Linked DNA regions of Homo sapiens: region 1 is linked to region 2. The links are chromatin loops, found by intact Hi-C in ENCODE. Cell type or tissue: heart right ventricle. All regions are shown on one strand. Each heading gives the region's core, and the rest is flanking DNA. Links, peaks and the distances in the headings are about the cores only.

The links. Hi-C counts contacts between places; a loop is a spot of excess contacts. Peaks named below come from ENCODE experiments on the same cell type or tissue, not always from the same donor. Only the 100,000 strongest peaks of a DNase experiment are listed, where the experiment ranks them.
Region 1: a loop joins it to region 2, with 7 times the contacts of the local background. A loop is called at or near these places in 14 of 110 quality-filtered maps.

What each region holds. Positions count from the first base shown.
Region 1 is chr4:123,669,338-123,686,030 of GRCh38, reverse strand. The region is part of intron 3 of LINC01091 (long intergenic non-protein coding RNA 1091); the gene reads right to left. Among named protein-coding and RNA genes, the nearest start is that of LINC01091, 28 kb to the right of the region's middle. In heart right ventricle, for the core only: no CTCF peak of the experiment used is centred there; no DNase peak of the experiment used is centred there; H3K27ac peaks cover 2,345 bases.
Region 2 is chr4:124,248,575-124,265,267 of GRCh38, reverse strand. The region is part of intron 3 of LOC105377406 (a long non-coding RNA gene); the gene reads right to left. LOC105377407 (a long non-coding RNA gene) reads left to right here and starts at 13,088. Exons shown (of 5, transcript XR_939176.3): 1 at 13,088-13,276. In heart right ventricle, for the core only: no CTCF peak of the experiment used is centred there; no DNase peak of the experiment used is centred there.

The sequences.
Region 1 (16,693 bases), core at 4,366-12,365, 580 kb after region 2:
AGTGCTTTAAATACATTATTTCATTTAATTTTCATTATGAGATATATATGAGATAGATATAGCATTTTTCTCTTTTATAGACAAAGACATTAAAATATGGAAAGATTAAGGGATGGCCATATATTGTACCTTAAGTAAATAGCTACGGTAGATAGAATAATTGGCCTTGAATTATTGGCGATTTTGTATTAAAACACATGTCTTATCACAGTTTCTGAAGGAGAAGAGAGAGAAAATGGAGCACAAGAAATATTTTTTTTTAATTTTTTTAGTATTTATTGATCATTCTTGGCTGTTTCTCAGAGAGGGGGATTTGGCAGGGTCATAGGACAATAGTGGAGAGAAGGTCAGCAGATAAACACGTGAACAAAGGTCTCTGGTTTTCCTAAGCAGAGGACCCTGTAAGCCTTCCACAGTGTTTGTGTCCCTCGGTACTTGAGATTAGGGAGTGGTGATGACTCTTAAAGAGCATGCTGCCTTCAAGCATCTGTTTAACAAAGCACATCTTGCACCACCCTTAATCCATTTAACCCTGACTTGACACAGCACATGTTTCAGAGAGCACAGGGTTGGGGGTAAGGTTATAGATTAACAGCATCCCAAGGCAGAAGAATTTTTCTTAGTACAGAACAAAATGGAGTCTCCTATGTCTACTTCTTTCTACACAGACACAGTAACAATCTGATCTCTCTTTCTTTTCCCCACATTTCCCCCTTTTCTATTTGACAAAACCGCCATCGTCATCATGGCCCGTTCTCAATGAGTTGTGGGGTACACCTCCCAGAGGGGGTGGCGGCCGGGCAGAGGGGCTCCTCACTTCCCAGACGTGGCAGCCGGGTGGGGGCACCCCCCGCCTCCCAGATGGGGCAGCTGCCAGGCAGGGGCGCTCCCCGCCTCCCAGATGGGGCAGCCGGGTGGAGACGCTCCTCACTACCCAGACGGGGCGGCCGGGCAGAGGCGCTCCTCACTTCCCAGACGGGGTCGTGGCTGGGCAGAGGCGCTCCTCACCTCCCAGACGGGGTGGCGGCCGGGTAGAGATGCTCCTCACCTCCCAGACGGGGCGGCCGGGCAGAGGCGCTTCCCACATCCCAGACGATGGGCGGCCAGGCAGAGACGCTCCTCACTTCCTAGACAGGATGAGGGCCGGGAAGAGGCGCTTCTCACTTCCCAGACTGGGCAGCCGGGCAGAGGGGCTCCTCACATCCCAGAGGATGGGCTGCCAGGCAGAGACGCTCCTCACTTCCTAGATGGGGTGGCAGCCAGGAAGAGGCACTCCTCACTTCCTAGACGGGGTGGCGGCCGGGCAGAGGCTGCGATCTCAGCACTTTGGGAGGCCAAGGCAGGCGGCTGGGAGGTGGGGGTTGTAGCAAGCCGAGATCACGCCACTGCACTCCAGCCTGGGCAACATTGAGCACTGAGTGAGCGAGACTCCGTCTGCAATCCCGGCACCTCGGGAGGCCGAGGCGGGCAGATCACTCGAGGTCAGGAGCTGGAGACCAGCCCGGCCAACACTGCGAAACCCCGTCTCCACCAAAAAATACGAAAACCAGTCAGGCGTGGCGGCGTGTGCCTGCAATCCCAGGCACTCGGCAGGCTGAGGCAGGAGAATCAGGCAGGGAGGTTGCAGTGAGCCGAGATCGCGGCAATACAGTCCAGCCTCAGCAACAGAGGGAGACCGTGGAAAGCCGGAGAGGGAGACAGAAGAGAGGGGAGAGGGGAGAGGAACCACAAGAAATATTTGAAGATATAATGCTCAAGAACTTCCCAAAATTCATGAAACACCACAAACCACAGATTCAAGAATCTCAGATACCCTCAAGCAGAAAAATACCAAGAAATACAGACCTAGGGAATTACTACTAAACTGCTAAAAATTGAGGACACAGAAAATCTTCCATCAGCCTGAAAAAAAGGAAATATTTATACAGGGGCCAAAAATAAGAATTAGACCTTCCTCTTGTCAGAAACAATAAAAGCCACAACGATAGAGTAATATCATTAAAGGTATATTAGTCTGTTCTCACACTGCTGTAAAGAACTACCTGAGACTGGGTGATTTATGAAGAAAACAGGTTTAATTGGCTTCTGGCTCCACATGGCTGACAAACCCTCAGGAAACTTACAATCATGGCGGAAGGTGAAGGGGAAGCAAGGTGTGTCATATATGGTGGCAAGAGGAAGGGGGAAGTGCCATACTTTTAAACCGTCGGATCTCATGAGAACTCACTCACTATCACGAGAACAGCGTGGGGAAAACTGCCCCCATGATCCAATCACCTTCCACCAAGTCTCTCCCTTGATATACGAGGGTCACAACTCAAGATGACATTTGGGTTGGGACACAGAGCCAAATGATATCAAAAGGTAATGAAGGAAGAAAAATTATCAAACCAGAATTTTATATTCAGTGAAAATATCCATCAAAAATGAGGTTGAAATAAAGACAAAGGTTTAAACAATGCATCTCCATTAGACTTCACTAGAATGCAAAAAAGTAGAAATATTTAGGGTCTTGATAAGTATTTGTTAAAACTGATTAAATGGTATACTGAAGGTATGAAGAGGTCACTGTAAGTAAATTACAACTCAATTAAATTTTCGAAAAGTGGAAACTTACAAAATAAGTATTCGCTGCATATATAGGCATTCTTTTTCAATTCGTAACAGCAAAACATATTGCAAATATCATTTCCTTAGATCCCATTTCAGCTAGGACACTACCCAAATGATAATGCGGCTAAAGAATATAATAGCCTATACTTAGCATTACAGTAAGTAGTACAGCATAACTAGAAAGTGTTGTAATGCAAAAAAAAAAAAAAATTCCTAGGACCAATGGCAGTGGAAGTAAAAATAATAACTAGTTTTCCCTAAAGCTGGTATCCTGCCATTAATGAAATATGTTTATCCATTAGAGTAGGGAAAATGTGCCAGTAAGAACTCATCTGGTAGCTATATTCCCCATTACAAAATCAGAACATAAAAAACACGAACATTATAATGGAAACAAAACAAAAAGAGCAAAGGACAAAAAGAGAATGCACATGAGGGAAAATTCAAATAATAAAGTTATGAAAAAAATTCAACCTCATTAATCATCAAAGAAAGTCAAATTATTATGAAAACAAGAGGCCTTTGGGACCCATTCAGATGTGCCAAACTTTTTCGAAGCCTGGTACATGTGCTGGAAGACTGAAACTCCCATGCTTTGCTGGGCCAGATTGCAAGTTGGCAAAAGCTTCCTAGAAAGCAAACTGGCAGGCCGGGTGTGTTGGCTTACACCTGTAATCCCAGCACTCTGGGAGGCCGAGGAGGGTGGATCACCTGAAGTCAGGAGTTCGAGACCAGACCGACCAACACGGTGAAACCCCGTCTCTATTAAAAATACAAAAATTAGCTAGGCATGGTGGCACATGCCTGTAATCCCAGCTACTCGAGAAGCTGAGGCAGGAAAATCGCTAGAACCCGGGAGGAGGAGGTTGCAGTGAGACAACATCACGCCATTGCACTCCATCCTGAGTGACAAGACCGAAACTCCATCTCCAAAAAAAAAAGCAAACTGACAATGTGAATTATGATTTTTAAAAATATTCACAGACCAGCCCGGGTAACAACAAATACAAAAATCTGCCTGGTGTGGTGGTGCATGCCTGTAGTCCCAACTCCTCAGGAGGCCAAGGCAGAAGGACTGCTTGAACCTGGAAGGTCAAGGCTGCCATGAGCTACGATTGCACGACTGCACTCCAGCCTGGGTGACAGAGTGAGACTATGTCTCAAAAATATTTTTTCCCACAGACTTTAACCCAGTAATTATACTTCTGAGTCTATTAGAAAAGATAATAGAGATACACAATATTTTTATTTAAAATTTTCAGTGTAATATAGTAATACTACAGTAGTACTTATTTTATTTATTTTATGAAAAATGAGGAACTTATCATTGCAAATGTCTGATTATCAGAGAATAGTTAAATCAAGTGTGTTCAACCTGCAGCCCATGCAGCCCAACACAAATTTGTAAACTTTCTGAAAACATTATGAGACTTTTTTTCCAATTTTTTTTTTCTTAGCTCGTCAGCTGTCATTAGTGTTAGTACATTTCATGTGGAGCCTAAGACAATTCTTCCAATGTGGCCCAGGGAAGCCAAAAGATTGCACACTCCTGAGTTAGATAATAAGATAGCTAAATAATGGAACTGCATGTAACCATTAAAGCAATTATGTTTCAAATAAGTTTAATGATATGTATAATGCTCATGAAACTTTGTTATGTAAAAAAGGCCCCCAAAACACTGAACATAGGTTTAACAAAATATATACACATATGTTATATATGTGTATACATTATACATTATAAATTATCCTGATTACATAATATATATACACATAGGTATATATGTTTAATGATATGTATAATGCTCATTAAACTGTATATTTGTATTATATATGATATTGTATACATATGTATACATATATGTATTATATATAATACATATTATAATAATATATAATATATACATATTATATGTGTATATATTATACATACATATATGAGTGTGTGTATGTGTAGAACTGGAGGAAAATACAGAAAAATATTAACAATGATAGGATAATTGGTGATTTTTATTTTCTTCTTAATCTTCTCTATTTTCTAAATTTCTGTATCTTGTACTAAATAATAAATTTAAAAGTTTTGAAAAAATATACCTTAAGTGTAAATCAAATGGATATCCCTATTCATAATAGCAACAAAACTACAAAATATCTTTTAAAAATGTAAACAGAAATGTGAAGATCTATATATATAATTAACATATGTGAAAAATAAAAACTTTATTCATTTGACAAATATTTACCTTCTATATGCTTGAAAATATGGAAAATAGGCATAAGTGGTACAGCAGTGAACAAGGTCATGTCCTTCATGACAATATTCTCGTGAAAGATTTAATATTGCAAAAGAAGTTGATTAGAGATTAATTCTGCCTATGATAATGTTTCAATTTAGTGGGATTCCAAACAAACTCTCAAGTTTATTGGGGAATGTAGAGAAACTTGAAAAAATGTTTTTGAGGTTAATATGAAAAAATATTACAGAAATAACCAAGATATGACCTTCATACATTGCTGAGAGGAGTATGAATTACTATATACTTTTTCTAAAGTAATGTTGCCTCCATAAATGTATACAACTATTATTTGTCAATTAAAAATAAAATAAAAAATTTTTTTTTGAGAGGGCGTCTTGCTCTGTTGCCCAGGCTGGAGGGCCACGGCGCGTTCTCAGCTCACTGCCACCTCTGCCTCCTGGGTTCAAGCGATTATCCTGCCTCAGCCTCCTGAGAAGAGTAGCTGGGATTACAGGCGTGTGCCACCATGCTTGGCTAATTTTTGTATTTTTAGTAGAGACGGGGTTTCACCGTGTTGGCTAGGCTGGTCTTGAACCTCTGACCTTAGATGATCCACCCCCTCGGCCTCCCAAAGTGCTGGGATTGCAGACGTGAGCCACCGCGCCTGGCCAAATAAAATAAATTTTAAGTAATGTGGCAATATTTATCAATCAAAACATAAAATATACTTTTTTACCCCCAAAATCCCACTTTAGGTTATGTATTATACAATAATTAATTAGTACTTTATCATTTTATTTACTATTAATTATTTTCTTATTTATTATGTAATCAGGATGTCTAAGAACTAGGAAAAGCGTTGAATATATTGTGAAAAATCTACGTAGCTACTAAAAATGACTATATTAATGACTACTGCAGAGGTACATTCACAACATATTTTTAAAAAGGAAAACAAGTTACAGATTAACGTACACAGTATAAACCAATTTTTATTGTAAAAAACAACAACAAAACCTCTCTTTTTCCAAAACATAGAAAAAAAAGCTCTAATAATTCAATAAGAAAAATAGAAATGGCAAAACTGACAAATTTGGAAAGAAAGAGCTCTAATTAGTTTTAAAATTTTAATGCCCAAATTTACAAAAGTAGTAACAGGAAACACAAAACAATGTGTCTAAGTGTCATAATTGGAAGAAAAAATGTTTTTAAGACAAATATGTGAGGTATACAACAATAAGTAGCAAAACCATACTCAGTTATATTTAAAATAAGTAATCAGAATACTGAGCCTGGGACTAGTTCTGACAGTGTGAAAGGCTAAGAAGACAGAGATCATAATTCTTAGTGATCAAAGGGGGAGGGATTCATTGGAATCCCTCTTCTTGACTGGGATGCTGAAGGGCTGCATTCTCAGAATTAGGATGGGTAAGTAGGAAACAACGCCTTGTGGAAACTAAAGTTAACGGTCAAATCATTTCAGTTTCCGAAATTGAATTGAGAAGATCCTAGAATAACAGTGGCCCCAGATGCCTAGGAGAAGAAAACTTTATAGAGAAAAATAACATTCTCCTTGGCCTAGAATTGTTTCTAGAAAAAATACTTTATAATTACAATGTCTAGTAAATAATTTTTTCAAAACATACAGGATACAAGACATATGAATGAAAACCAGCAGAAACAACGGAGTAGAGAAACATTCCCACAGGAACTTCTTATATCAGAAATATCAAACATAGACTTGAAAATAACTATACTTCTTTTTCCCAAGCAGATCAAGAACAGAATTGAACATTTCAGGAGAAAACTGAAATCTATGAAAAGAACCAAATGGAAACATAAACCTGAAAAACAGAATAACCCAAATTTAAAATTTAATGGAGAGGTTTTAATAGCAGATTAGACAAAGCTCAAAAGAGAATTTGGAAGATATATCAGAAAGAAATATCAAAACACACACACACACGGAGGGACAAATAATGGAAATTTCAGAAGAAGGCAGGAGACATAGGATATTATGAGAAAGCCTGAAATAGGAATAATCAAATTCCCAGAAGGAGATGAGAGAAAGAATGAGGCAGAAGAAATATTTGAAGAGGCGATAGCTGGAAACTTTCAAAATTCATTTTTAAAAATTAATATGCTGATTTAGAAGGCAGCATAAACCCCAAGTAGGATAAGTACAAAGAAATATATGCACTCTGGAGCACAATTTATTAAACTCCTGAAAGCCAAAAAGGGCAGGAACATTTTTAAAGCAAAGAAAAAAGACAGAACCTTCAAAAACCAGTAAGAATGAAAACTGAAATCTCAACAGAAACAATGGAATAAACTCAAAATTCTGAAAGACCACCAACACAGAATTCTCTACCAATAGGAAATCTCCTTTCAGAAAGATGAGAAAAAGAAAAATAAGAGAGAGACAGAGAATTCCCCGATATTTTCTTCTAAATCTTTTAAAGATTCAGGTCTTTAATCTACCTGGAAATGTTTTTTGTGCATGGCATGAAGTAATATTCATTTCATTTTTCATACCCATCATCTCAGCACAACTCCGAAAAATATATCCTTTCCCTACTAAGTGGCCATTAACCCTCTCTTATAAATCAAGTACCCATGTATGTATGGGTTTATTCCTGAGTTCTTTTTTTCATTCCACTGATCGATTTGTTTATTTCCATCACCACACTGACTTAACTACTGTGATCACACATTATTCATCAAAAAATCTTAGCTAATCTGCATCTTGGCACTTCCACATAAATATTAGAATCAGCTTGTGAAATTTCAACAACAACAACAACAACAAAACCTATTGAAAGTTTGATTCTTCCAATCCTTGAACATGACAAATGCCTCATTTTATTAAGATCTTTTATGTCTTTCAATGTAATTTCATATTTTTTTCATAAAGATCTTGGCTGAAGCTTGTAAGGCTTATTTCTAGGTGCTTGATATTTTTCCCATGATTGTAAATGGCATTTTAAATTTCACTTATTAACTGTTTGTTGTTGATTTCTAGAAAAACAATTTATGTTTAACTGATTTTATACCCAGCAATCTTTAAATGCTATCTTATAAACTCTGACAATTTAGCTTTGAATTAGGGGGAATTTTTCTAGATACACAATTAAATCATCTTCAAATAATAGCAGTTGTCTTTCTTCTTTCCTATCCTTATAAAATGTATTTATTTTTCTTGCCTCACTAACCTCAGATTACAGTACAATGTCAAAATACCCTTGTTTTATTCCCAATCATATTCAGAATGTTTTCAATATTTCACCATCTAGAATTATATTTAGAACAGTTTTTTTCCAGATACCCTTTATCAGGAATATGCCTTCAATTCCCAATTTGCTAAGAGTTTTTGCCACAATTGGATGTTGAATTTTGTCAAATGCCTTTTCTTTCTCATCGAAATGGTTGTCTGACTTTTTAATCTGTTAGTATGGGGAATTGCACTAATTGATTTCCTAATGCTAAACCCAACTTACATTTACAAAAAAAAAAAAAAATCTCAACTTGGTCATGAAGTTTTTTCAAATACAATGTTACGTTTGGTTTACTAATATTTTGTTTAAGAATCTGGCATCTATGTTTATGAATGAGACTAATCAGTCATTCTCATTCCTTATATTCTCTTTGTCAGGTTTTTGTATGAGGGTTATGCTAGAATCAACAAATGAGTAACTGATTTCCCCTTTTTTATATGCCTTGGAATAATTTGCAGAGTATTTTAATTACTACTGTTTTAGGAGTTTAGGAAAACTCTTCAGTTAAAAAACAAATGTGGTCCTTGAGGTTTCTTTGTAGGAAGAATTTTTTTTTTTTTTTTTTTTTTTTTTGCTACTGGCTCAGTATCTTTAATGGTTATATTACTATTCAAACATTTGTTTAAAAATAAATAATACTTAAGAAGATTCAGCCACTACTCTATTGGGTCCATAATTTGGGACATCTGAACACTATAAGATTGAAATGCTTTTATTTTTCTCCCGTTTTACAGGCTAAAACTAATCTAAGGCAATCCTTTTGCCAAGACACCTGTATCACAAGGGGCTCAGGTTACGCTTGCAAAAGAGAAGCAAGTAAGAAGTGTTGCCACGTTTCTCTTGGCTCGAGTAGCCACTCCTGATAAGCTGCCATGTAGCATATGATGATGCATTACCGGGTCCTTATGCCTGCCGCTGCAGTAGTTACAAGAAATATATATGGTTTTCTTTTCATAGTGATATACCCGAATCTTGCCAATGAAAAGGCATTTTTTGCCCACATTGGGCATCATCATCTCTTTCTCACAGTTTATACCTTTACAAGAAAATTCCCCTCTACCACATAAGATGCTTTTCAAATGCTATTTCTATTGTTCTGAAAATATTTTTCTCACCCTCTCCCTCATTCTGATATGACTACTCCACTACATTAACGCAGCTTTATGCATAGCTCAAGGTAGGGAGGGTGACAACGCTCTCTGGTTTTTACTTTACCCAAATCATTTCATATGTTTCACATTTATGGAGGTTGGACTCAATCACTCATTCAATGTTTCTAAAGCTCTGCTATGTTCTGGTGCCAGAGCCCATAATTACCATAAAACAGGTTGATTTCAGGCCGAATTGCACTGGAAAATGACATTTTGAATTTTTATTGGCACTTTGAAGAGAACATATTCTTCTCTAGTTATTGTACTTTTAACAGAAATGGTCTTTCCATATGGACTATAAGAAAAAATATCTAAAATTTAAGATTCGTTCCCTTCTCTTATAATTTTTATTAGCATTTTAAGCAAGTTCAGTGCCCATCAGACCTAGTTCTAGTTATTTTTATTGATGCCATATAGACAATTCATAATCAAAACCATCAGCAAAACTGCTATGTCTCCTCTGCTTCTGCCAGAAAATTGGCAGAAAATCCTAATTTAAAGCTCACAGGAAAAACCCAGAGGAAGCATGCAGAAATCCTTTACGCTATATTTCCCAGCAATAGAATATTTTCCTACCTTTGAAAACTCAATTAAATTTTACTTCACCAAAAGTGTGAAAACCAGGTGGAACCTAAGAATATCATCCTCAGTCTGGTTATCCTTATAAAAATAACACTGTGGATATTTTACAACAAATAGTATTAATCCCTTCTGACTGTCCTAGCAAAATGTTACATCAGAAACCATGAATATGAAATACTGATTTTCCCTTTAAGCATGAAAAAAGAAAGTTGACTAGTGCACAAATCTTTCTGCTCTGTGTACTTCATCAAGAAAATTGTTATTTTGTCTCCCAATATGGTATGGTTGCCCTTATGTTACAAACTCTCCTGGGTGGCTGTTCCTATAAGAGAGGCTTAAGTAAGTTCAGCCACACAATTTTCAAAAGAATACCCCTCAAGTGACCACTTAAGCCCCTAGCTTCCCCTAGGCTTCATCCAGCCTGTGAGCACATCTGAGGTTGACTTTACGTTTCTCCAGAGAAGCCCAGTTACTGTTTCTTTGTGGGCTTAGAAAGAAAAGCAGTTGGTTTCATTTTTCTTTTACTTGTGTTAGATTAATATTATTCTAACTAGGCCATTCTCTCAAGAGGCTTGAGTTGAAGAAAAGTAAAATATGAAGGCTCCCGGCAGCAGCACCGACTTTTGTAAACTTGAGACATATCTCAGTTTTGCTTGGTTCTGTCAGGGCCAAAGCTTCTTCTACACCTTGTTTTACTACCATGTCAGATTGGTACAAATAGAAACACAAAGCAATTCAAAACACTAAGCGGAGTTCAGAATTATTTCAGCAGGCTGGTTAGAAAACTGCGTTGCAGGGAGTCTTCAGGGTTTCTCCGAATGTCTGGTGAAGTCAATTCTCCAAATTCACTTAGAGGGTTAATGGCCCCACCAGGTCTAGAAGCCAGTTCTCCCATCTCCCTATACCATGTCCACATTATGCTACAATCCTTAGGTGTTAAGTTTCACAAACCAAAGCCAATATCCTGCTGCCATCAGATGTGGGGCTGGATTCACATGAAAGAATAGGCTTAGCGGTGTAAGTTTAGAGATACACAGGTGAAAATTGCAGCCACTGACTTTCCCAGGAGAAAAAAAAATCTGAAGAGAGTGCATTTAATATGAAAAGTATAAGATTAAAGATTGTAGTACCAATAATTTGTGAGTAAATTTGAAGGCCCAAGATGCATGGTGATTTGAAATTTTGCCAAGACCGAAAGATTAACTGTCCTGTAAGCCAAGCCTCAAGCCTTACATGCATAGCTCAGCACAGATTTTTTGCTGTCTGTTCCTTAGCTGCACATAGTAATGCTCATAGAGTGATATTTTTAAAAAAGTTTATAAAGAAAAATGGCCTAGAAGAGAAAGTGGGAATTAGATGCATGAATGAGGAAATAAAGCAAAAGCAAGAATATCTAAAAAGGATGCTCTGTAGATTAAATATTAGGTAAAGTGCATCTCTTGAACTTGAACAGGTCCATAGCATTTGATCAATTAACCAAAAAAAAAAAAAGTATTCTTTGAGTTCTTAACACATACCCGGGCTAAATCTTGGAGAGACAGTTGTCAATACCTAAGACACAGTTTATATCCTCAATGAGGTACAAACGAATATGAAATGAGATGACTATTATAAAAGAAGTAAAAGGTGCCTTACTAAAAGACATCTTAATGTCACTAAGTGGCCTGACATTGTCCTAAAGGTCAGAGAGCACCTACCCGAATGGATGACACTGAAACTAAGACTTGTAATCTACATGGAAATAATTCATTAATTATTTTGGCAAATGTTTCAGTCAGTCCAAAAACTGTATTCTATGGATAAAATAGTATGCTTTTGAGGTCTTAGCAAAGTTAAGTGATCTCAATCTCCTGGAACTATTTAACTCTCAAGAATGTTAATGATATAAGAATCATACTGACTGTTGATGACTGAGAATCACCCCTGTTAAGATGTGGGATGATTAAGAGAAATCTGGCTGGAGAGGTGAGAGGAGGTGAACAATTGCATAAAAAGCCACAAGATGTTAAGAAGGATAAGGAAAAAGAAAGGAGGGTTTTATGAGGGAGCTTCAGAAGAGTGGTGTGAGTGGAGGGGAGGAGGCAGACGTGCCTGCAGTGATTGAAGAGCATTTATGGGGACCAGAAATGGAGGGTGCAAATATCTTCACGCTTGCCAAGTTGTCACAGGTGTCTGCCCTTCCTCACTTCAGGAAATTCCTGCTTCCTACTTCTCTCAAGAAATTGTTTTTAATAGGAGGAAGAGAAGAGGAACACTCTTGTGTACCTTTCCTTGAACATCACCACCAACTGACTCTAAACATTGGCCTATCCTAAACATTTAACATTTTATTTATTCGACATTTACTTCTCACAATCAGATGCTTTTAGATAGACAGCAAGCCAGAGAAAATATTTGTGGCTCTGAATTATTGATAATTAAATGAATAAAATCACTACTAGTCAGGGCTATTCAAAGAAAACTTACTTCTATAGAGCCATGTAAGAACGCTGTCTTCAAAGTCAAGCCCACTCTCCTCTCCCCCTATCTCCACGTGGCCCCATGGCTCGCCAGGCTCCATCGTGTCTGCCATTTACATTCTCTCTGCTGAAAAACACTTCAGGTTCCCTTACCTACATAAAGATGAGCATGCCTGAGCTTGTGCTAAAGAGCCCTCCACAGTACAGTCCCAGGTAGCCAACTTTCCAAAATTACCTTTTAAAAACCTTCCACTTCTGCCCAGTCACCTACTCCCTATTTTTCATGTGTTTTCCTCCTGAATGAAAGCTAATGTTCTTCCTCATATGTTCAGATTTCTCTCGGATGCCTTGGCCTTATGCCCTCCATTTCACCGTAATTGAGAGAATATAAAGTATTTGTTACAGTGCCTGGTAATAGTTGGTACTCAAAACATTTTCTTTCCTTTCCTCCCTCCAGTAGATATTTATTAATGAACTGTGAAATGAGTGATTATCTAGTTTCTATTGCATCCGGTATGTGTCTTGCATGATTACTTTTTGATTGCTTAACCTTCTTCTGATGTCATCTTCCTTTTTTTTCTCTTTTTGATTTTAGATCTAAGTTCCTAGAAGTATAAAGTCTGTTTACTGATGTTGTAAAGCCAGCACCTTGAACTTTTAGTCACCCCATAAATACTTCTGGATCATGATAGCTCATTTTCCTTAAATGAGTCACTATATACAATATATCCAATTAATTGAACTATGAATTTATTATGTATCACAGGATTAGCAGACAAATAAGTCAAAGGATTAAATTTATGCCATCCATATAAAATTGATTCCACAAGAAAATATACTTTTTACCTCTTTTTTAAATCAACGCTATCTTTCAATAACTTTCCTGTTTCATCCTATTTTGTCACAATGAAAATTATATCTGGGCTTCAAAAGAGATCTCAAACTGTTGAAAGTTATCATTTTTTAAATGTAATATTAAATACAATTTGTGGAATGCAAAATAGCTATCTCTTCTCCAGTTTAAGCAAATGCTGTTTTCAACACAATGAAATTATGCCTCCATGTAATATATTCCTCATATATAAAAAATATATTTCTCACATATTGTATATATATTATAATCTCCACCTTTTAACTTTCCAATAAGTTCCATTTCCAACAAACATATGTAACACTGTGGTCTTATTTCTCTAAGTAGCTACATAATAATGACATAAACATTCCTAACCCATGTTTATCATAGAATAGCACCATTTTTCACACTAAAAATAACTGCTAGTAAAGTTGTGCAAAACTCACTGATTGCTTCCAAAACTTTTTGTCAATTTTAAACTGTTTTTAAAACAGTTTAAAACAGTTTTAAAATTTAAAAAAATTTTAAACTGTTTTTAAAACTCTGTTTCATGGCCATAAAGTTTTGAACCAAAGACGTCTCAAAAGAAACTGAAACCATGTGAATCAGAGAAGATGGGAACAAGAATAATGAAAGTTGACTGATGTGAAACCCACAAATCTCTCATAGTTTTAACCAAAAAACCATATAAGATGACTGTGCTTTCCTCTTTTCCAACTCCTCCCTCCCCACTGCTTTCCCGCCATCACACACGCCCCTGCCCATACCTTGTGCTATTTTATATAATTGTTATTAGACTGAAAATTCTTATATTTTTCCCACCTCTTGAGAAAATGAAGAAACACTAGCCACCTGGTCTAATAATTACCAGCTCAAACATTGTCTTTTGTGGACAGCATTCAATTATTATTTATTAATTCTACTAACTTCTACTAAGGAGATGAATCTGTCTTAAGTATTAGGGAACTCTGCTTGTATCCATACATCACTACAAACCAGTTGATTAAAAAAAATTTCAAATACTGAGTCAGCTATTTTGTCTATGTAAGTGAGATGAAAGTGGATTTTAGTTTCAGGGAAAGGTTTTGTTTTGCTTTCTACTCTTTTCTTTTCTATTTCATTGAATTTACCCAGAATTGGGATGCCATGTAGACAACAAGAACTACGCAGCTCCTTTAAGGTCACACAAATAACTGATGGTAGGCAGATAGCAGGACAATCACAAGTACAGGGGTTGGGGAGACTGCTTTACTCATGGCACTGTATAACAGAAAGAAATAAGAACCGAAAATATTATCCTCAAGGAATTTAATTGGGAAGATAGAGGACATAAAACCATGGTAAGTTTAACCCTATTATTTCTTGTCTGCTCAACCTGGGCTAGTCCTATCACCTCTGTGAGCTTTCACATAAACTTTACCTATAGAAGTAATACAGTGGGATTTAATCAACTCTAAGGGTAGCTGAGAGGTAGGACCAGGACTAGGATGCAAAATATTAAGGGGTGCCAGAAAATGCAGTAATCAATAAGAGCTTAATGTGATTTTGTTTCTAACCAATAAACTATGCCCCGGGGGCTAGATGCTTGTTTTTAAACTAAGTTTCATTGGAACCAGGGCCAGGATTAGGGTGAGGTGAATGAGACAGAATTGTTCAAGTGCAGAGTAGGTCTTGTCTTTATTTAAAATTTTGATAAGATGTTCATCGTGGATTTTTTGCATTAATTTTGATTTTTTAAATATTTCATTAAAATTTCATTATTGAGGTATTTGAAACCCCCTTAAATTGGGTCTCCAAGCTGAGTGCCTCACTCAGCTCACTCTAATCTAAGCTCTACGAGGCTCTAAGAAAAACAAAAAATAAGAAACTAGGACATTGTACAAGATATACATAATAAATTATTGAAACTACTAGCCAGCAAGTAGCTTTAATATTTAATAGATATTAAATTTTATTTTAAATATACGAATCTCACAAAAAGCCAAATACTATAAAAACCCAAAGCAGGAAAGCCATCACTGTAGGCAAGTAGAAATTTTCATACAAGAATGACAAATCCACCAGCTAGTTCTTGGGTTTTTGTGTTGGTTTTTGTTCTCTGTTTTTCATTTGTTTGTTTTTTGGTTTTTTGGTGTTTTTTTTGGGGGGGGGGTATTTTTTGTTTATTTATTTATTTATTTATTTTGCCTTCTCATTGGTATGACTGCAGTATGTTTAGTGTGACTGTTCCATTTCATAGACAAATCTTTGAAATACAGACTGGGCCGGGCATGGTGGCTCACGCCTATAATCCTAACACTTTGGGAGGCCAAGCCAGGTGGATTACCTGAGGTCAGGAGTTTGAGACCAGCCTGGCCAACATGATGAAAACCCATTTCTACTAAAAATACAAAAATTAGTCAGGCATAGTGGCGCACACCCGTAGTCCAAGCAAAGGTTGCAGTGAGCCGAGATTATGCCACTGCACTCCAGCCAGGGCAACAGAGTGAGACTCTATCTCAAAAAATAAAAATAAATAAATAAGTAAAATAAAATAAAAGGGGGAAAAAAAGAAAATGCAGATTGGAACCCCTCGGTTCCAAATGTTTATATACTGAGAAGTATAACCTGCTTAGAAAGGTAAATATAGATTCAATATATTCAAGTATATTTTCACCACAATTTCTTGCCCTTCTTAAAAGGTAAATACTTTCTTGACTCCTTGTAAACACCTGATTTCTCTGGTTTTGCCTCTATCTTGAGTTAGCTTTCCCTACTCTGCATAGGTGCTGTTTCACAGGCCATTCCCATAAAACTGGTCCAAAGAAAAGGCAATAAAGTTGTAAAATCTAGGGCCTAACATACAGATGTGTCCAGTTCAAACTGGAAGAGTGGGGAGTTTGTGAGATTTGAGATTCAGAGTTCTTGAGAACACTTTCTTCATTTCCCCTCTACATATGCAAGGCCCCAACTGAAATAACTTTTTACTTATTTAAATCACCTTGGTTATCTTATCAATGATGCCCATAGACGAATGGGCTTTAAAGAAGGATTTGTCTTCAACATCTTCTAAAAGACATGTTTTGTAGCAAAGGGATGCAAAATCCCCACAACTATCCAAAGGCATTTGAAAGTTTGCCTTCAAAACACAGCATTATTATATTATACGTAAGAAATGAGAAAAAGAAGAAAAGGAAGGGAAGATAACACTTTTTTTTTTTTTTTGAGATGGAGTCTTGCTCTGTTGCCAGGCTGGAGTGCAGTGGCACGATCTCGGCTCACTGCAACCTCCGCCTCCTGGGTTCAAGTGCTTCCCCTGCCTCAGCCTCCTGAGTAGCTGGGACTAGAGGCGCACGCCACCATGCCCAGCTAATTTTTTGCATTTTAGTAGAGACGGGGTTTCACCATGTTGGCCAGGATCGTCTCGATCTCTTAACCTCGTGATCCGCCCACATCAGCCTCCCAAAGTGCTGAGATTACAGGCATGAGTCACCATGCCTGGCCAAGATAACACTTTTTTTGCAGAGACTTGGCCTTATCCACA
Region 2 (16,693 bases), core at 3,790-11,789:
TGAAGGAAACTTAAATTCACATTGCTAAGTGAAAGAAGCATGTCTGAAAATATTATATACTGTTTGCCCAATAGTTGACATTCTGGAAAAGGCAAAATAATAGAGACATAAAAAAGATTAGAGGTTGCCAAGGATTCTAGAGGAAGGTTGAAGAGGTGAAACAGGAGATTTTTAGGGTGGTGTAACTATTCTGTATAATACTGTGATGTTGGATACATGATTTTATGCATTTATCAAAACCCAAAGAGCTTTACAGTACAAAGATTGAACATTAATGTATGCAAAGTAAAAAAAAAACAAATCATTTAGGGGGTTGGGGAGCCCAGATGGCATCCAGACTGTGATAAGAGAATATATTATAAATGTATGAAACAATCTGACTGAAGGGAATAGGAGCAAGAGATGTGGACCTAAGTATCTTTGGAAATGAAAGGTGTCTGTAAGATTTAAGGCAGAAGGAAATGGGCATAAGCACTCCATTCTAGCTGACAACCTTTTTTCTGTGGAGATATAGGTTAACAGCTCTAATACTGGTACATATGCTCCTGGAATTGAACAGTTAACCAAAGGGATAGCAGGTCATGAGAGCCAGATTTTTCACTGTTGAAGTGGGAATTTACAGATAAGCAAGGGTAGGAGGCTAGGATAATCCACATGGTTATAAATTAGTTTGAGACATCAGTATATACTCATATTTAGCTTAATATAGATACCGACGGACATTGCCTTAGTCCATGTGAGTTGCCTATAACAAAATACAATAAACTGGGTGGCTTATAGGTAACGGAAATTTCTCTCACAGTTTGGGAGGCTGGGAAATCTAAGATTAAGGCACTAGTATGGCCAGGTTATGGATGAGAGCCCTTTTCCCAGATGCAGACATCTCACTATGTCCTCACGTGGTGAAAGGGGCAAGGCAGCTCTCTCGGGGCCCTCTTTTACAAGGTCATTAATTCCATTCATGAGGGCTCTGTTCTCACAATCTAATCAGCTCCCAAAGGCCCCACCCTCTAATACCATCACTGTGGTGATTAGTATTTAACATATGAATATGCGGAGGGAAACATTCAGACCATAGCAGCTACATATAAATATAACACATTTGTATACACACATGATCTTTCTTGCTTTGTTGGCTGAAAGGCTTAGAAGCAATGACGCCCAGTGGCAAAGACCACACCTAATAGCCCAAGGTCTGAGCTGAGCTGCTTGCCCATCACTCCAACAGAGCCATTGCCGCCTTTCCTGCCTTGCTTTCCTTAAGCTACCTGGTTAATGTTTACAATACAGCAATAAAAATAAAATGGCTTTGTGTTCCTCCTCCCTAACAAAACTTGATATTAAAGTGAAATTTTCAGTATTTCATCCAAAGATATTCTGGGACTTTTATCCACTAAGATATCAATGATGGAATCACTAGTTTTGAGCTGGATAAAAGAATGAAGTTCTCAATATCTTTAAATCATACTACTTCCAAATTTTATAGATCTTACTTTGGTTTCAGGATAAATTTGATAAAATACACTACATATCAAATGTTGGGCCAGACATAAATATTGAATAATAAGTATAATATTTTAAAATGAAATCGCAACATAGTAGGAGGAATGATAGCACTACTACCTATATTTTATTAAACTCGCTATGTTTATTAGTATATACTTATATATTTACACATGACTTCAAAAAATAAGCAAGTAAAGAAATCTATGCAGTAATAATTATCCAGAAGCAACTTTTGCAGTGCTAGTACTAGCATTCCATTTTCATTGTTAGAGTGAACTTATTACATACACAATCACTCTAAATTCTTGCACAAATTCTATTCTTATAATTATTCATACTATTTATTTTTTAAATAATTAAAACCAAGCACTTATGGCCTTAATACTCACAAGCCCTGTATAATATAGTGCCATTATTTCCATCTCCAATTTACTGATTAAGGCATTAGTGTGATTACATGATGATCACATGGTTTATCAATGGTAGAAATGGCATTAAAACACACATCTAATGTCAAAGCCCAGGAATTTTACCTTTCCTCCATGCTGTCACCATAACTTATAACCAGTGTCTTTAGTAATTAGTGTTCTGATATACAGAGGAAGAAAGGAAGAAAGGAAAGAAGAAAGAAAGAAGAAAGAGAAAGAAAGGAAGGAAAGAAAGAAAGAAAGAAGAAAGAAAAAGAAAGAAAGAAAGAAGAAAGAAAAAGAAAGAAAGAGAAAGAAAGGGAAAGAAAGAATAAAGGGAAGGAAAAGAGAAAGAGGAGGGAAGGAAGGAAGGAAAGGAAGGAAGGAAAGGGAAAAGAAAGAGAGAAAGAGGGAGGAAAGGGGAAGCAGGGCAGAAAGAAGGAGGAAGAAAGGAATAAGAGAAGGAAAGAAACTTATTTGTATGTGTTGTTTTTCATATTACTCCCTGCTATCTGGTTTTTTACAAATGTGAATTGTTTGTAATAATGCGTTCAGCAGAGGTGAACTTTCGCCTAGTTCCATTTGAATAAACACAAATGCTATATTTTATTCCTGGATTCACCACTGACTCATTGCATTTAATTGGATAAAGGCACTTCAATTTTGGGAGCCTCAAATTTGACTTCAATAAAATAAGGAGGTTGTACTGTATCTAATGTCTGAGGTCACCTCACATTTTAAAAAGTTGAAGTTCATTCTAACTCTATATAGACTTAGGTTTCTCCTTTAGTGGATATGATACATCATTGAATTGAGATCATCTGATGGGGAAAATTTTGAGGTTATTACTCTTCTAGCATTAAGTCTCCGTGTACTTTTGCAAGGAGTCTCGCAGTGCCTCCAGATTCCATCTGCGTCCCTATTGATGCAAGATGCAGGGACCAGGAGAGGGCAGTAGAACTCTACCAATGAAAACGAAATGCTTGCGCTAGCACTGCACAAGTGGCTTCTGGATAATTATTATTGCACAAATTTCTTTACTTGCTTATTTTTTTAAAAAGTCATGTGTAAGCATATAGATATATGTGTCCTCAGTGAGTAGAAATTAGTTATGATGATTATTATAAATATTTGCTACATCAAATATTTATAATATAATCATAGCTAATTTCTAATTACTAAAATAGTAATTAGAAAAATAGAAATTAATAGTAAAATAGAAATTAAAATACTAATAACTAAAAACAAAAATTAAAAATATTTATCCAACTTGCTGTTGTAGAACTCTATAAAAATGAGTTCCTTTTTAAAGAAATCAAATTATTTCAGTTACGAGATAATAAAATTGATTGTTTTCATCAAATAAGGAAATAAGAATGTTCATAATTGTAAAAGAAATAAAATTCAAAACTACATTACCTCTTGCTAGGAATTTTTTTTAAGTTTTTCTATTATTTTATATCATCTGTGAAGAACAAAAATTAATGAGGGAGCAAAAATAAACCATCTTAGGGCTATATCTCAGAGAACTAGTTAACTCTGTAATGGTGTCGCGTGTAAATTTGGGGAAATAATTTTTTTATTTAATTTTATTTTTTATTTTACAGCCTTATTGAGATATAATTTACATACAATAAAATCTAAACATTTTCAATAATTGTATTCACCCAAGTAAAAAGTTATGGGCTGTTTCTATCACCCCAGAATGTTCCTACCTGCTCCTTTACAAAATAGATTTATAGTTCTGAAATTTTATATAGATGGAATTATACGATGCATACTCTTTTGTGACTGGTTTCTTTTGCTATTTATATATGTCGTATCGTGTTGAGTTAGTACCTACGTATGACTGAAGAAAATTTCTTTATATAAATATACCACAATTGGTTTATCCATTCACCTGTTGTTTAATATTTGGACTGTTTCAGTTTGAGGTATTATGAATCAAGGTGCTAGGAGTATTTATGCCAGGATCATTTATTTTGGTTGGACATAGATTTTCATATCTTTTGGATAAATACCTAGAAGTGGAATCACTGGGTCTTGTTGAAAGAGCTCATCAACTGTGTTAGAAACTGCCTGGTTGTGTTATATAAGTACTTGTACCACTTTTCATCCCCACCAGCAGTGCATTAGAATTCCAGTTGCCCCACATTCTCACAGACACTTGGTATTGACAGTTATTTTATTTTTAGCCATTCTAGAATGTGTTAGTGGCATTTCATCATGTAACGAAATTACACTGATTTCATTGTAGTTCTTTGACTAATGATGCTATATAACTTTTCATTTTGGCTATTTGTTTACCTTCTTTTGTGAAGTGTTTCTTCAAGTCATTTGCATAGTTTTTTTTTTTTAATTTGGGCTACTTGTGTTTTTATTGAACTGTAGGAGTTCATTATGTATTGTGTATACATGCTCACACGTAAGTATTGTGAATTTTAAAATATATATTTCAGATACAAGTTCTTTGTAATGAATACTTTCTCCCTATCTGATATCATAACTTTCCATTTTCTTAAAACCATCTTTATAAGAACATGAATTAATATATTTGGTACAGTACACATCATAAAATTTTTCTTTTTTGGTTCTTGATCTTTGGTGGTCTGATCTAAAAAATCTGCTTAGTCTATTGTCATAAATATTTCTTCCTATGTTTTCTTTTTGAAGATTTAGACTTTGGGGTATTAACATTTAGTACCGTGAACTATTTTGAATTAATTTTTGTGTAGGCTGTGAAGTAACAGCTGAAGTGTATTTTTCTCCATATGGATAGCCCGTCGTTCTAAAACCATCTGTTGAAAAGATTGTTCTTTCTCCTTCAATTATTGTGGCACCTTGTCAAAAAAAATCAATAGATTCCGTGTTGGTCTATTTCGGCCCTATCTATTTTGTTCCAGTGATCTTTATTTTTATCCTTATACCAACATGAAGCTGTCTTAATTATGTAGCTTTATAGCAGAGGTTCTTACCCGGGGGAGATTTAGACTCCAGGGAATATTTGGCAATGCCTGGAAACATTTTTAGTTATCACAATTAGAGGGTGTGGCGGATACTACTGGCATCTAGTGGATAGAGGCCAATGATGCTGCCCACCATCCTGCAATGCACAGGGTAGTTCCCACAAGAAAGAATGATCTAGCCCTAACATCAATAGTGTCTAGGTTGAGAAACCCTGATTCATAGGAACTTTTAAAATCAGTTAGTGCAAAGTCTCCAACATTGTTCATTTTCAAAATTCTTTTGGCTGTTTTAGGCTTATTGCATTTTCATATAAATTTAAATCAACTTGTGCATTTCCAAAAAAGAAAAAGAAAACAAAGTGAAATTTAAATAGAGATTTTGTTAAATCTGTAGATCAGTTTAGGCAGAACTGACATACTAATCAGATGGAATCTTCAATCAAAGAACATGATGTCTGTGTGTGTGTGTGTGTGTATGTGTGTGTGTGTGTGTAAAGAATACATATATATGTATATATACATATGGAGAGATACATCATTCTTTGGTTGAGATAAATTAAAGAGGTATATATACACTTTAATTTATCTCAACCAAATAAATTTAGCTTGTAATGTACAAGCTTTACAGATATTTTATTAAATGATACTAAATATTTCAACTTTTCCATGCTACTTAGGGCATATTTTCTTTTACATTATTTCATTCATAAATAGTTACAATATTCCTACAGAGTAAAATACAATTCCCTTTTTGGATTGACCTTGTATCATTTGACTATACTAAATTCACTTTTTGTTTCTGAAAAATTTTAAGTATAGTTCTCAGGTTTTAAAATGTTTTCTGAATATCAAGATTGGATATTTTTTCAATCTCTTCATTTATTGTTTCTTTCCCTTGCTATATACTACATTAGCTAAAGCCCCTCATTCCTATTGATCATGAATAGAACTGATTATCTTATTCTTGAGCTTAGGAGAAAACACTTGATATTTCACCATGAAATATGACATTAGCTGTAATTTTTCCATAAATATGATAAATTATAATGATTTATTTCAGAATGTTAGACCAAATATGCATCTCTGGGTCACAATGTGTTATCATTTTTACATAGTATTAAATTTAGTTTTCTAAAATATTGTTAAGGGCTTTGTGTCTATGTTTATGAGATCTGCAGTTTTCCTGTAATGTTTTGGTCTGCCCTGGCATCAAGATAATGCTAGCTTCAAAAAAATTAGTTACAAGTATTTTATTTTCCTTTGTTTTTGCATGGGTTTGTGTAAGATTGGTAGTATTTCTTCCTGAAATGTCTATTAGAATTCAACAGTGAAGTCATCCTGGTCTGGAGTTTTCCTTGTAGGAGGGTGTTACTTGTGAATTTGATCGCATACATATACTATTTAGATTTTCTACTGCTTATTTATATGTTTGATTATTTTAATCTTTTATTTGTCCATTTCAAGTTATAAAATTTATTGGGATAAATGTTTTCATAATTTTCTGTGACAAAGAGTTTGACTTTATGTTTTTTAATTTGAGTGCTGACAACTTTTAAACCTCACCTCTCTATCTTTCCTTTATGTCTCCCATCTGGGAGAAAACCAATATGAAGGCCTTTATGCCCTCTCTTTTGATACCAAAGAGAGTTCCAAATCATGCAAACCCCTGCCTGCACAAGGGAATCCCAGCCCCATCCACAACCACAATAAAAACTCCAAGTCAACCTCCTTTTCCTGATCAATGAAACCATTTTCAGATAACTTGGATGCCTGCTGTGATCTCCCCCAAAAGCCTTGTTATATATAAGCAATAAGCATTTTCATAACTTCTTGGTGTATATGTTGGCAAAATCAGTCTTGATATCCAAAAAACATTTTGTGGAATGATGTGTCCTGATTCTGAAGAGTGGTTATAATACATTTACTGACTATTTTTAATGCCTATTGAATTTCTAATGATGTCCAGTTTTTCTTTTTTTACTCCTGGGCTCAAGTGATCCTCCCACCTCAGCCTCCCGAGTAGCTGAGACACAGGTGTGGACCACTGCAGCTGGCAGATGTCATTTTAAAAATCCTCACACTGATAATTCTTCTTAATTGGTCTACCCAGAGATTTATCAATTTTATTGCTCTTTGTAAAAGACAACTTTTGGGATTTATTTTCTGTATTAATTGCCTTTTTATGAGTTAACTGCCCACCTTTTTCTTTTATTATTTCCTGCATTTTTTTTTACTTTGAGTTTACATTGTACTTTCTTTTTTTTCACTATTTAAGAAGTAATCTTAATCTTTAATTTTAGGTTTTTCTCTTTTCTGACAAAAGCAATTATAGTATTATAGTTCCTCTATGTTCTGCATTAGCATTATCTCACAGATTTGATTATATTGCATATTAAATTCATTCCATTCAAAATATTTTCTAATTAACTGTAAAATTTTAGAGCCATGGGTAGGTAAGTCAGAAGTTAAACAGGAACAGCTGTTTAATTTTAAAATATTTGAATATTTCCAATATAGGTTTCAAAATATTTTGTTACAAAAATATGTTTAATACTATTTAAATTTATTGAGAACTTTTTATGCCCCTTCATATGGCCTGTCTAGGTAAATGTTCCAGATGCACTTGAAAAGCATGTGTACTCATCTCTTGTTAATTAAGTATTTTATATATCTCAACTAGTTCCAGGTGGTTGATAGTACTGTTTAAATCTCCTGTATCTTCACTGATTTTTCGTCTACATGCTCATCAGCTGCTGAGAGGAGAGTGTTGAAATCTCCAACCATAATTGTGGATCCTTCTATATGCCCTTTCATTTATGTCTAAATACATTTTTTCTTTCATGTATTTTGAAGCTCTGCTATTGGGTTCATGTCTTTTTAAGACTGTTGGTTTGTCTTGATGAACTGAACTTTTTATCATCATGAAATATATCTCTTTGTGTCAGGTACTTCTTATCCTGAAACCCACAGTGTCGGATATAATATAACTACTTCACCTTTGTATGTCTAGTGTATGTATGTCTCTTTTTTTTTTTAACCAGGCTTTTACTTTTAACCTATCTGAGTCTTTAAACAATATTTCAAATATGTTTCTTATAGATGGTGTATAGTTATATCTTGTATTTTTATAACCAGCTAAAAATTTCTGCCTTATAATTTCAGAATTAAGACCATTTATGCTTAATATAATTACTAATATGATTGGGATTAACCATACTATTTTGCTGCTGCTTTTTCACTTATCATATACATTATTTTTTTCTTTTTCTTTTTCTATTTTTCTGAGTACTTTCGGATTGAGTGTTTTTAGTTTTCTCTTTTATCTTCTCTATTGAGTCATTAGCTACGATGTTTTATTATCTTAGTGATTACTCTAGAATTTATAATATTAATCTTTAACTTGGTAGTCCATCTTCAAATTATGTTTTATTCTTTCATCTATAATGTGGAAACTTCCAACAGTATTCATAAATCATTTCTTTCCTTTATGCTAATGTTGTCATAAACCTTTATAGCTATATAATTTATAAAATCCACAATACATTACATTCATTTTTGCTTTATGGAGTCAATTGTTTTTTAACAATTTTAAAATAAAACCCTTGCTGTATTTATCATTTGGATATTTTTATTTCCTTTTGTAGATTAGAGTTTTTGTATGATATGCTTCTCCTTCAACCTTATATTACAGGCAGTTTTGTTACTTGTGGATCTGCTTGAGGCTAAGATTCAATGTTAGGCTTTATTAGGGCATATCTGGAACAGCCTTTACTCCAGAACTAATTTAGCATCAAATTGTAACCATTGGGGGCTGTCTGCTGAACACCCTGTGTATTTAACTAGCTTTTTCTACTCAACTCAATAATCACTCAGTCCTTTGAAAGCCATTGTAATTATTGCACTTAGAGTTTTCTGGTAGTTGTTCTTTCCCTGCTAGTTGTTTTTTTGCCTGGCTTCATGGTGTCTCATATGACAAAACGCTGCTTAGAATTTAGCCAAGGCTTCAAGGAGAAACTTACAGATTTTTTGAACTCTCTTTTCCATAATCACCTACTCTGTGTTACTCTCTCCTAGCAACACCCACCAATGCAACCTCCCTGAATGCCAGTCACTGTCTCCTCAACTCACTGAGAGTGACGTGCTCTGCTTGGTTTGCCCTCCACTACAATATGGTTATAGGTGCCCCCAGGGGGAAATATAAGGAAAACATGGCTCTCTTTTTTTCTTCCCCTTTTCTCAAGGATAACAGTCCTGCTCTTCATATTGTCCATTATCAAAATATGGTTGTTTCATATATTTTGTCCACCCGTATTTCAACATAGGCATTAGGAGGTGGGACCTTTGAGGGGTCATGAGTGTAGAACCTTCATGAATGGGATTAATGCCCTTATAAGAGAGACCCCAATGAGCCTCTCACCCTTTTTCTACGATATGAGGACACTACAAGAAGTGGGTACTCTGCAGCCCAGAAGATCACCCTCACCAGAACTTGACCATGCTGGCACCTGATCATGGCACTTCCACCCTCCAGAACTCTGAGAAATAAATTTCATTGTTTATGAGCCATCCAGTCTATGGTAATTTGTTATAGCAGCTGGAACTGATGAAGACAGGATTATCCAAAATATCTGTTCTATACATGGACATTTAAACTTGATAAACACAATTGTGAGCTTCTTTTTCATTGATTAAAATAATAAAGTTTTTTTATTTAAAAAGTTACGTTGATGCTAAGATGAATGGAAAGTTATAAGCTTTCATAATCAATAATGAACTAATCTGGTGCTTTCATCTAGCAATTGAGATTGTACTACATGTAGAACCTTCATATTTAAAAGTAGTTTTAACTGCTTCAATTAGTTCAGGCTACAGATATTCTGAGGCAAATAAAAAACCTTGGATATTGCATCAAGATATAGGATATCATCAGTATATGCCTTTGCTTTTTGCATGTATATAATATCTTAGGCTATTGTAGGAATATCAGGTAAAAAAACTTGGGAAAAATTAAAGCTTATAATAATCTGAAAAGACTTATCTGGATTCTTATAAACTGTTTCCCACTTTTTCTGTCTTTTGTCTGTGGAGCCTCTGAGATCAGAGCCCCTTCTTTGGTTGCTTCTTGAATTATACATAGTGTAGGTATACTGATGTCCAGATCAGCTATAATATGAAACTTCTAAAAATAACTCCTGTGCAGTAAATTTTATCTGGTAATTCTATTTGAAAAGTAGACTCCTACCTATTTATTACATTTGCAGGGTTTGTGTAAGGGAAAAAATTGTGTTGTTCTCATAATAGCAATCTCAAAGTAATAATTGTATGTTGGCAGAAAAGGATTTAGAATTGTAAAAATTTTCAGTATTTGAATGGTTTATGTAAACCAAGGCAAAGAATGTTTACTTCTCCTGAAGGGTTTTACCTGTTACTCTACACATTCAAAGCTTTCTTTTACTATCTTCTGGGCCAAGCATACATTTTTACTTTAAGCAAAACTATATTTTGTTCCATTTTATTATTACTACACCATTACTATTACGGTTGTTTATGAGCCATCCAAAGTCAATTTGCTTAATTTCATGAGTTTTAGATAATTTGAAAGTTTAGTTTTGAGGACTCTAATGTTCTGTGGTAGTTGGATTAATAAAATATTTAACACCCATATTAATGAGAAAGATGTATTAATGTCCATCTCAATTTACAGATATTTCCCCTTGGGAGTTTAGAAGAAAACAGAATTGTGGAACACTAGTCTCTCCCTTGGAGTGAAATCATAGGGCAGCGTTTGGATAGTCACCCACCACTTCTTAGCAAGTGTGGAACGTTCTTTCTTCTAACAGTACTTCTTTTGTCATTTCTACTTGTGTCTCTTCCTAGGTTCTCAATTCTAAGGATCAGAGAATCTTTTGGTTTTATTTTTGTTTTGGGAGCTGGTGGTTCTATCTAGCTGGTAGCCATAATTGATTTTAATTTTTAGCTTGTTTACTTTACCTGTGGCTCATTGAAAATGTCAGCAAATGCTGGAGTGCATCTAGCAGTTTCCTACTATAATTTTAGATGTAAACCTTGTTATTAAAAAAAAAAGAAAACAGAAAAAAAACCCTCCATTTACTTTGTTTCTTCTATCTACTTCAGAATATTATCTGAAAATGTATCATCTAATTGTAAAATCTCCTCTGATTCAGCTCTATTTTGTTTATAACTTTGGATCTTTGTCCAATTTACTTTAAGGGAGAGAATTCTGAAATGGCCTTATATATGAAATATATTTTAAATATTTTTTTTTTGCTCTTTCAAGAATATTTTTAAAATCATGCACAGCTGTGTTACTAAAATTTCTTCCTAGTGTTTTTCATCTTATTAATTCTTATTATATTTCCTTATCTGAGAGGATGACTGTTAACTTGCTGATACATAGCTGGTGGCACCTAAAGCAATTCTGATTTTTTTTTTTCAGAAAATTTCTGCCTAAATTCCTGAGGTTCAAAAGGAAAACTTAATTTATGAACTCCAAATTGGTTCTAGATCAAAGTTTATATTCAGCTTCTATAGATGAGCCTTCTGGTCTTATAATTTCAAGGGCATATTGTGCAATGCAATTGTTCTTTTTCTGAGAAAAAAATGCTGAGGAAAAGATAGCACATGTGAACAGTTAGAATAAGAAGCAAAAGGATGTAAGCATAGAGAAGAAATTCAAGGAAAGTATATTTCAGAAGATTTGAGCAGGAATGAACTAGAGAGTTTTTTAAACAAGCTATTCTGGAGTCAATGTTTGGTTTTGTGGCTTTGGATATTAATTAAAATACTGATAATTGCATATTTAATATTATTAATTTTTTCTTTTTCTGAATTTCTTAAAAATGTAATTATGAAATATTAAAATTATTCAAAATGATAAATTAAAAATTTTTTAAAACATTCACCAAAGAAGACACAACAGCTGTGAATATAATACAAATTTATGAAAGATTCACAGATTTTGCCAGGAAGATGTTGCAGTTTTGATTTGGACAAACCCATAATAAACAAAAAAGAACCTCTAAAATCTGTTACATCTGTGTTTTTATAAATGATGTTCTGCATTACCCAACCCAAGCCAAGGCCAGGAAGAGGTGGTGCAACAATGACCCAATAATCACTGGCCTGGAAATGTGAAGTAGAGTGACCTTGTACACAAATTGACATGACAGCAAGTCTCTTCATGATTTTGGAGGTGAGCCAAGACACAATTTGATCAAACATCTCAGTATAAATTACCTGTAGCATAATGGGGCTGCAACAGTGATACTTTTAGGCTGGTTTGGACTACATTGGAGGTTTATCCAACTGATACCTCCATCCATTTTCTAGGAACCACTCCCTGACTCAAGTCACCAGAAACAAGACAATCCATATAAAGCCATGACACAAATCTTTCTCACTAAGAGAAAGACAAAAATAAAAAGCAAGCCAAGTCGCTGAAGTCAGCATGTTAGTGGCAAAAATATTTAACAAATAGTGCACCACCAAACCAAAGCATCTAATATACTAATACTACTTAGCAACAAATTATAACAACATAAATTTTGTAATAAGAGCTCAATGAAATAAGTTAGAGTTGAGATCATGTTGAACCAGTTGCACCTGGCAGGAAATCTGAAGGACAAAGGAAACTGGCGTACAAAAGGGCTGGGTAGATTTATTGGTCAAAGATACTATATTACCCTGTTGGAGAAAACTACATTGTTAAAAAAAAAAAAAGAGAGACCTCTATTCAAAACTCAAATCAATAAGCTTGATTTATTGCTGATGGAAGTGAAAAAAAAAAAAAGAGCTACGTTGATCAGATGAAGCCTCACTGAGCATTGCAAACTACTAATTTTACATAGGGTGCTGGGGAAGAGCTTGAGATTGATTCAGGTTGTGTTTATATGGGAGCAAGAATGGATTGATATCAGCTGTAGAATCATATTTTGTGTTAATTGTAGAGGCAGGGTGGGTTGTCAATCTTAGAAGCCTAGTTTATTATTTTTCAAAATAGTTGTTCCATGTCAGCCTTAGAAACATGTTCGCTGGAGTGAGTTGACTGTCAGTGGGGTGACTTTCAAGGCATGAGTTAGTACTAACTGACTGGTCTTCAGGGACATGTTCACTGAAGCAAATTGTCATTGCTCAATTGGACAGATTTAAATCTAGTTCTGAGTTTTACTTGTTACCTTGGCTATGGAACATTGGTTGATTAGACAGGTATAAAACAAGTCCTGGTAGTTATTTTCCCCATAGCAATAACATAATTTGTCTTTTGTTAACATTTTTTGAAAATGTCAACATTATACATAAAAACCCATCCAATTTTTGTATTTCTACAGGTCCCAGATAATAATTAGGAAAACAAATCAGGACCGAAACTCCAGAGAGGTAAGAATAAGAATCAGTAATAGAATTGAATACTTATATATCAGGCAGTGTTCTAAACACTGTACATGTATTACCTAATGCAATTCTCATAGAAACCCTAAGAGATAGCTATTAGCAACATTTTTCTACATGTGATATGACTGGACCACAGAAAAGCTAAACAATTTGAACAGGTTCTCATAGCCATAAATGGTAGAAGTCAGGATTCAAACTTGGAAGGTTTAAAACCAGAGCCTCTTTTCTTATCCACTTGAGAATAGGGACTATTTTAGTTCGTGACGCAAACTAAAGAGGTAGTCTCTCCTCTTTTTCCCAATCTCTCTCTCACACATACAAACACACACACACACCCATGCATGCACAAAGGCCCCTTAATTGTTAAGGTAATTAAAATATCAAAGTCACTCAATATTATGGCTAAAATCTATATATTCACTACTCATATGAGACAAGTATTTAATCATAGTAATATCAACTTTTAATAAAATATTTACTTAATGAATATTGTGTTTCAGATGTTCCATTAGGTACTTTATGTATACTACTCCAATTCTCTATACCTTTAGGAGTTAAATATTATAATAACCATGTTTGTTCATGAAATGAACTATAGATAACTTGGCCAAAGCCATCCATAGCTCGAAAAAGGAAAACCCAGATTTACTATGTTTTGTCATTCATCACTTGGCTGTATGCTCAGCGGGAACCAGGGTGGTTTCTATCTTGTTTAATGCTTTATCCCCAGAATCCAGCATATATGTTCTTCCACAGTAGTACCCCATACTATAAAAATAGTATGTTCTCAATTAACAAAGATTAAATGAATAAAAGTGTCCCAAACTCTTGTTTTTCACTAATTACTAATGTTGTTTTCACTAATTTCACTAATTACTGATTCTATGAATAGGATAATGATTATGAAGAAAAATGCAAAAGTACAATCTCTTGAGCTGAAGAAAAAAATACAGAGTAAACATGCTCCTCATAAGAATACTGTCTAAATCGAATGACCAACAAGACTGATTTGATGTTTGGTTGCAGAGATACTAGTCAAGTTTATTTTAATTCTTCCATTGTATTTTATTTATGTAAAAATATAATAATTCAATGGCTCCTCCTTGCATATAGAATCCAGTTTCCCCTGCAGCATGGCTTCTAGCCTGGCCTTTCTAACTTTGTACCTCTAGCACTACAGCAGTCCTCTAATTCCTAGAATGCACTGATATATTTGTGCATGTGATTTTTCCTTCTGAGATACTCTCCTCCACATTCCTCTCAGATCTCTCCTTCCCATCCTGCAGATTACATGCTAAATATTCTCCCATTTGTCATGTATTTTTAAAATAGACTTTATTTTTTAGAGCAGTTTTAAGTTCATAGCCAAACTGAGATTTCCCATATACTCCCTGCCCCCACACATGCCTAGCCTCCCTCATTACCAACATCCTTCACCAGAGTGGAACAATTATTATGGATGATGAACCTACACTGACACATCCTTGTCACCGAAGGACCATTGTTTACCTTAAGGTTCATCCTGGTGTACATCCCATGAGTAAGTCATTTTTCCCACTTCATTTTACACCTTGTTATTTCTTCTAATTATTTCTCCTCCTCCCGCTCCTTCTTTCAGTTTTCACTTCTGAGATGTTTGCTGCACTTAATACTGGATTGAGTAAATTTATTATATACATTATTGAGTTGAATAAATGAAGAAGACTAGAGCTATATACTATAAATCTGAGAGATGTCAGTACCTATAAGTAAGACTAAATGGCCCTAATTGAGTTGATTGGAAGAATTCAGGAGACAGGGAGGCAAGAATTCAGTCTCATCTTTTTATAGGATTAGTAAGAAATAAAATAAAATGGTAAAAATATTGCTGTATTGGTATTGTCTACCTTCAATTGGATTTCAATATTACAAATTAGTTTTTTAAGATGCAAATTTACTGATTTATCTTTGCTGGTCAAAATCTATTAGCCACCCTTAGCTCTAAGATAGAGGTTTTTGGTGTTTATTTGTTTGTTTTTGAGCTTAAACAACAGGAATTTATTCTCTCACAGTTCTGAGGACTAAAAGCTAAAATAAAGTTTTAATTTCTTAACTCATGTAGAAGCTTTTCCTATTTGATCTTTATCCTCTCCCTCAACATGCATATTGTCATTCATTTTTTGTATTTAAACAATATCAGGCAGCACAGAGTTATTTGGGCTAAATAAACGTGCTCACTTTTCAGTAGAGTTAATTTTGCATGGAAGCTTCTTCAATGAATGCTCAGTTACTAAATGATTCATTTGTTAAATCACTCCTAATATTATTCCCCTGCTGATAAACCCACTCCTACATTAATAATCTTTTAAGCAGATCTTCATTGTACTATCATTGTTGATTTCCATGCCTCTTTCTGCTGCAAACTCCCTGAGTGGATTGGTGTGTGTGTGTGTGTGTGTATGCATTCTCAGCTCTTGCTATGATAATCTGACAGTCTCTAGGCGTACAATAAATACATTTTTATACATGGGTGAATTTAGATATTTCATAATTACATATTTGTTTTGTTCTGATGAACTTATTTTTCTTAGCGTATTGATCTTAAGCTTCCACAGATTAATAACTGACAAATAACCTTGATTTAAAATAACTCATACATTTTGAAAATTAGTCGATTGGGATTTTTCATTGTATGTACTATATACCTATTTATCTATAAATTGAATGGTTTTAATCTTTCAGTAAATATTTACCTATAATTATATCTCATGCACAACCATCTGTAACAATATTTACATATTATTTCACTACATTTAAATATAGAACTAGCACACACCTATGGTCCCTGCTACCTGGGAGGCTGAAGTGTGAGGATCGCTTAAACCCAGATGGTCAAGGCTTCAGTGACCCATGATTGCACCACAGCACTCTATCCTGGGTGACAGGGTGAGACCTTGTCTCAAAAATTAAACTGGATAAAGAAAATGTGGTACATATACACAGTGGAATAATTTGCAGCCATCAAAAATAATGAGATCATGACCTTTACAGAAACATGGGTGGACCTGGAGTCCATTATCCTTAGCAAACTGATGCAGGAACAGAAAACCAAATACTGCATGTTCTCATCTATAAGTGGGAGCTAAATGATGAGAACACATGGACACACAGAGGGGAACAACACACAGTGGGGCTTATCAGAGGGTGAAGTGAGGGAGGGGGAGGAGGGAGAGGATAAGAAAAATTAACTAATGGGTACTAGGCTTAATACCTGGGTGCTGAAAACATCTGTATAAGAAACCCTCATGACACAAGTTTACCTATAAAACAAACCTGCACATGTTCCCCTGAACTTAAAATAGAAGTTAAAAATATATACCTTTATATACACATATATTCACACATACATATGCACGAATACAC